2 separate regions of the Homo sapiens genome follow, and region 2 is linked to region 1. A link is a contact called in ENCODE Hi-C or POLR2A ChIA-PET data. All regions are on one chromosome and are shown on one strand. Each heading gives the region's core, a stretch centred on a gene start or an enhancer-like site at or near the end of the contact. The rest is flanking DNA. Distances are from core to core; before and after follow the strand shown. Region 1 holds the start of APELA (apelin receptor early endogenous ligand). Region 2 holds the start of GK3 (glycerol kinase 3).

Region 1 (3,165 bases), core at 246-2,745:
ATCTTAATAGTAATATCCTCCTCCTTTTGAATGATTTTTTCCTAAATGCTCCTAGACCTTTTATTTTATGTAGTAAATTAATCACAAATATTTTGTAAGAACATTGTCAAAGCTACTGTGTATTTCTGAAAAGTATAAATGGTTTGAATAGTGACTGCTGTAAACAATGAGAAGGGATCAAGCTGCTTTCTCAGAGTTGCTGAATTGGAACTTTTTTCTTACTTATGTAAAAGCACAGACCAGGGGACATCATTCGAAATAAACTCACAGTGATCAAACTTCTAATTCACTAAAAAGCAAAGTCTGAATTTTTAACAAGTGATGCATCGTTTTCTGTTCTAACTGAAGAAGTATATTATCAAGTGAATAATTTAACATATTTGGATGTAAATATTACCACCTTTTTATTTAAAGTTGGGTTTGTGGTTCAGAAAACTTTAACTTTCTAATTTCTTTCTTTCTTTCTTTCTTTCTTTTTTCTGTTTCTTTCTTTCTTTCTTTCTCTCTTCTTTTCTCTCTTTTCTTTCTTTTTTTTTTCAAACTTACTGGTTCTTTGAAATCTTAGCTGTTTGGTTTTGAAGTAAAAGTACATTAGAATACTTTTGTGTACTAAATTTCTGTTGGTTAAGTACAATATACTTGATATCATCTTTGAAAACATGTCAAGTAAATTAATATTATGTATCTTTATCATACATATTTTTGATGCTTTTTAGCTGTATAAGCATAATAATAAAAACTGCACTTATTTGTTTTAAGTGACATGCCTAGTTACATAATTAGAAATGACAGCTATTGACCTGTTTTAAGATTTAATCTGCATTTTGTTGCATTATGCTTTTTGTATGTTAATTCAGCCCCTACTCTGGGCAGCAACATACTTTTTAAATAAACTGCTTTGGAGTTTGCATTTTACCTAAAAATCTATACATTTATTTACCTTTATAATGAATAGACGAACACTTCTGTTTCATTTTACTTGTAAAGACAACATAATCTGCAATAGCTTAGAGATCTATTTTCTTGGCATTTAGGAAAAATAGTGGTAAAATACTTATCATTTCAAAGTCCAGATGTTTTTAAAATATTGAAATAATAGACCCAACAGGATAGATAGCATACTTTCAAAATCCTACACATTTATCCCCAATACTACTAACTGCAAGCACACCTAAGTGGTTTTCAGATAAACACAATCATGCTCAGAGACCCAGGGATGCAAACAGGCAAAACAAGTTACTTGTACAAATGTATCAAAGGCCTACCTGGTCTCTGTCCGCTGATAAGGAGAAGACTCATAATAAAAATAAAAAATGCAAAAAGGAATTGCTGAAATCTCATTTTCCTACCGCACAAAAGTAGAGCAATGACTCTCAATGTAAACCAAACGATCTGTAAATAGTCTGTGCAATATCTGTGTGGCTGTCTTCACATTCTAGTGACAAACCTCAGAGAACTGCCAGCTGTGTTTTGCAGGAAGGTTAATGATCACATTAGACAAAGTTGCCGGTGCTCTGTGCTGTGGTCAGAGCCTCCCTCAGCCTCAAACCCCTCCTCCACTCCTCTTCTCCTTTCTCCTCGGCCACTCCCCTTTATTTCCATAAGCAAATATTGGTGAAATAAACCATTCAAGCATGCTATAACTTTAGTGGAAGTGTACTCCAAAAGCTCCAAGAAGAGAATGACTTAAATTCAATCTGGATATGAAGAAATACGTAAAACAAGACGTGACACTGCCTCCTCCCCTTACCATTTGCATCTGTTTAAACTTTGCCCATATTGGTCCCACATGCAGAAACCAGTGGAAATGACAGGAAGTCTCTCTTTTGTCTTTTTCAGAAGGAATTCTGAAGCTCTAACATAAGAGTCCCAAATGCTTTGTGGCAGAACATGTGCTGAAATGCTTTATCTTTACCAAACTTACTGCAAAGTAGTGCCTGTTTACACGAACTCTCCAAATTGCCTAATTCACTGGGTTTGTAACAGTAAAGATTTTTGGAATTTAGAATGTTTTGAAATAAATCTGCAAAACATATACATTTATATTAATATTTTGTAAAGTGCAGTTTTAAAAGTAACAGATTATTTTCATCTGCAAATGTCCAGGATTTTAAAAAAGGAAGTTCAGGCAAGCCACAAACTCATGAAATCTGTGTTCGGTTAAAAATTTATATGTGGTGGAATACCAGGCTAACATACCACAGTCACAGAAATTGGAGATGGAGAAAACAAGTCTTAGTTCATCTCCCAGTGAATTCAGAAAACACAAAAACAGTCTAGCCTTGTCTTTTACACACATGCACCAAGATCTCTTTTTGTTTCAAGTGCTCCCTTATATATCAGATACAGCTGTTATAAATGGAAATGACTATACTTATTATGTAAGTATAATAAATTCCATTTATAACATCCATATCGAACATATTTTAGGTAAAATGCAAAATGCCAAAAGAATAGTATAGGTATGCCTTGAAACACAAGTACAGCCAAAGTACTAGCTCTAAAGCATGTGTAATTTGTTTTGAACCATTAGGAATTTTGTTGTATTTGGCTTCTTTAGACTCAGGTAGTTGGTACATAACCTTGGGGCTTCCTGAGGTTTGAATTTAATGCACAATTTGTCTTGATTTTATAAGTCAATCTGTAAATTTCCCTGCCTGTCTAGTTAGGCATGAAGTTTATAATAGGCGATGGCATACAAAAATTCTTAAATTCACTTTATTGAAGTCTTGAGAATATATTGACCTGTTTGGGGACTGCAAGCATAGTGTTAAAGGGTCCTACTTTACCATGCTGTCCATTGCTTCATAAAATCAATGGAATACAATAGAGTTTGAACTCATGATATACAAGTGACTTAAGAATGGCAAAGAGTTTATTCAGATTTTTAAATCCCTCCCCATTTCCCGCCCCAGTCTTCTTAGTACAGCATTCAGGAAAACAGCATGCTAACAAAGTTGAATGTTAAATCAATAAGAGATCAATATAGATTTTGGCACTATATTTTCAGGCCAAGTTTTAAGTCTATTCAAAGGTTTAGTAGTGAGTCTTTATAGATAAGATAGAGACCTACCACAGAGAGCAAATATTGACTAAAATTTTTATATTTCATTACCAGGTGATCAACAATGAATTCCTAGAATATCACTAATATGCACCAGTGCT
Region 2 (3,165 bases), core at 499-2,998, 400 kb before region 1:
CCCAGCTACTAGGGAGGCTGAGGCAGGAGAATGGCGTGAACCCGGGAGGCAGTGCTCACAGTGAGCCGAGATCGCACCACTGCACTCCAGCCTGGGTGACAGAGCGAGACTCCATCTCAATAAAAAATGAAAAAAAAAAAAAGAGAGAGAGAGAGAGCATCAGGTTAGGACCCTCATCCCAAATAAGTGTAATAAAATCAACAATATAAGTCTCAAGTGTTATTTGTTCTGTTTTGTATCCTGTAATAAGGTACAAAGTACCCTTTGTATTTGATTTCTAAACACCAAGCACCTTTTTGAACAAAATTAAAATGCCATGATGGGTCTCCACAATTCCTCTATACTCAATGCAAAGTCCCATTTGAATAGTGAGGGCAAAAGTATGAATAACAATAGTCTCTGAGATCCACAAGCAGCTCATCCCTAACAGACAAAGTGTTTTTGGGAAAACAGAAATATCTCTGGTCTTCATTTTCCTAATTAATAAAATGAAAGTGTTAGACTAGATAACTGCTAAGATTTCCTATAACATTAATACTCTGTGATTCTTTGACTTTCAACACTATTAATCTTTAGGAGAAAAAAACCATGTATGTCTCCAGAAGTTCTATTAACATAAGGCAGTTTTAATGAAACCTGAAAACAGTTAACTCATGTAAGCTAGAAAAAATTCCTGTCAACAAGGCATAGCAGAGACTGCATGTAGTTTACTAAGGAATAAAGAGGACCATAATGAATGCATGAATATACAAATAATTAACTCTTTTAAGAAGCATCATTTGAGTTGGCATGACTTCAGCTAAAAAGTGCTGTGTATCAAGTGCTTTCACAGTTCTCCAAAGGAAGAATCTTCTGTATCAGTAAATTAACACTGCAATAGACCCTTGAATAATCAGCATCTATTCTTTGGCATGCATATCCCATGGCTAAGGCTAGCAATACGATTATTAAAACCACTCACTCAACACAATTTCTTTCAAGAGGGTGGCATTCAAATCATGAGCTTATTCTAACCGATGTTTATTCCAAGCAGTGATTCCTAGCCTAAATTACAGAAAGGTGGGCAAATGATTGAAGAAATTTTCTGTAGAAGAAACTGTTATAAAAACTGGTCTTACAGAGAATAATGCATATTCCAAATATACTTAATTAGGGTGTGAGTTTATTGTTACTGGACTATAAAGTTAGATTATAAGCAAGGGTTAAATTGTACTGAGCCTATTATCTATCACCCACAACAGTGTGGGCAATGCCAGGCACATAAAGAGGATAGCTTTGAAATGACTGACTACTGGGTCTAGGCTGAACGGCCAAGAGTTGGCTGGAAGAACAAGGGCCAAAGAGCACAGATTTATGAAGAAATACAAGAGAATGAGAAGGCACACATCTAGTCCGAACCAAGGTAGGGACCCCAGAGTTCTAAATACCAGAAAGGTCCAACAGACCCTGGAACTGCAGTCTAAGGTGATGAATGGGTTTGTGGGGGGAAGATGATAGTCACAGGGAGCTATGAAGGAGTCTCACGTGAGCCAACAGTATAGATTCTGAAGGCGTTTATGGCAGGAGAAACAAAATACGCAGGGAAAGATAATCTCAGTGTTAAAGACAGATGTATGCCTGGAGGCCAAGACAGAAAATGAGCTGCAGAGAGAACGCAGTAGCCTGCTAGCCAGCCAGTAAAGAAGTGAGGCTAGTTCAGCGGACTCGCGCGGCCTCGCTCTTTGGACTCGTCACCCTCCCCTCCCCCTCCCGCCGCCGTCACCCAGGAAACCGGCCGCAAACGCGGGCGGACCTGAAGCTGGTTTCATGGCAGCCTCAAAGAAGGCAGTTTTGGGGCCATTGGTGGGGGCAGTGGACCAAGGCACCAGTTCCACGCGCTTTTTGGTTTTCAATTCAAGAACAGCTGAACTACTTAGTCATCATCAAGTGGAAATAAAACAAGAGTTCCCAAGAGAAGGATGGGTGGAACAGGACCCTAAGGAAATTCTACATTCTGTCTATGAGTGTATAGAGAAAACATGTGAGAAACTTGGACAGCTCAATATTGGTATTTCCAACATAAAAGCTATTGGTGTCAGCAACCAGAGGGAAACCACCGTAGTCTGGGACAAGATAACTGGAGAGCCTCTCTACAATGCTGTGGTGTGGCTTGATCTAAGAACACAGTCTACCGTTGAGAGTCTTAGTAAAAGAATTCCAGGAAATAATAACTTTGTCAAGTCCAAGACAGGCCTTCCACTTAGCACTTACTTCAGTGCAGTGAAACTTCGCTGGCTCCTCGACAATGTGAGAAAAGTTCAAAAGGCCGTTGAAGAAAAACGAGCTCTTTTTGGGACTATTGATTCATGGCTTATTTGGAGTTTGACAGGAGGCGTCAATGGAGGTGTCCACTGTACAGATGTAACAAATGCAAGTAGGACTATGCTTTTCAACATTCATTCTTTGGAATGGGATAAACAACTCTGTGAATTTTTTGGAATTCCAATGGAAATTCTTCCACATGTTCGGAGTTCTTCTGAGATCTATGGCCTAATGAAAGCGGGGGCCTTGGAAGGTGTGCCAATATCTGGGTGTTTAGGGGACCAGTCTGCTGCACTGGTGGGACAAATGTGCTTCCAGATTGGACAAGCCAAAAATACGTATGGAACAGGATGTTTCTTACTATGTAATACAGGCCATAAGTGTGTATTTTCTGATCATGGCCTTCTCACCACAGTGGCTTACAAACTTGGCAGAGACAAACCGGTATATTACGCTTTGGAAGGTTCTGTAGCTATAGCTGGTGCTGTTATTCGCTGGCTAAGAGACAATCTTGGAATTATAAAGACCTCAGAAGAAATTGAAAAACTTGCTAAAGAAGTAGGTACTTCTTATGGCTGCTACTTCGTCCCAGCATTTTCGGGGTTATATGCACCTTATTGGGAGCCCAGCGCAAGAGGGATAATCTGTGGACTCACTCAATTCACGAATAAATGCCATATTGCTTTTGCTGCATTAGAAGCTGTTTGTTTCCAAACTCGAGAGATTTTGGATGCCATGAATCGAGACTGTGGAATTCCACTCAGTCATTTGCAGGTTGATGGAGGAATGACCAGCAACAAAATTCTTATGCAGCTACAAGCAGACATTCTGTATATTCCAGTAGTGAAGCCCTTGATGCCCGAA

Evidence for each region. A loop is a pair of places that touch in the nucleus more often than their neighbours do. ChIA-PET counts read pairs that join two places held with the same protein, here RNA polymerase II (POLR2A). Pooled maps may share reads with other maps.
Region 2: a map with no recorded cell type shows a loop between it and region 1 (2.8-fold over the local background). The contact joins the promoter of GK3 here to the promoter of APELA in region 1. A Hi-C loop is called at or near these places in 1 of 37 single-sample maps with no recorded cell type and 1 of 50 pooled maps. POLR2A ChIA-PET finds 5 or more read pairs at or near these places in 1 of 52 experiments (activated T-cell).

What each region holds. Positions count from the first base shown.
Region 1 is chr4:164,875,508-164,878,672 of GRCh38, reverse strand. APELA (apelin receptor early endogenous ligand) reads right to left here and starts at 1,495. Exons shown (of 3, transcript NM_001297550.2): 1 at 1,266-1,495. The coding sequence starts at 1,341.
Region 2 is chr4:165,278,287-165,281,451 of GRCh38, reverse strand. It overlaps GK3 (glycerol kinase 3), which reads left to right and starts at 1,748. Exons shown (of 1, transcript NM_001395953.1): 1 at 1,748-3,165. The coding sequence starts at 1,807. All of the region lies in intron 5 of KLHL2 (kelch like family member 2), which reads right to left. RefSeq lists an enhancer at 864-1,365.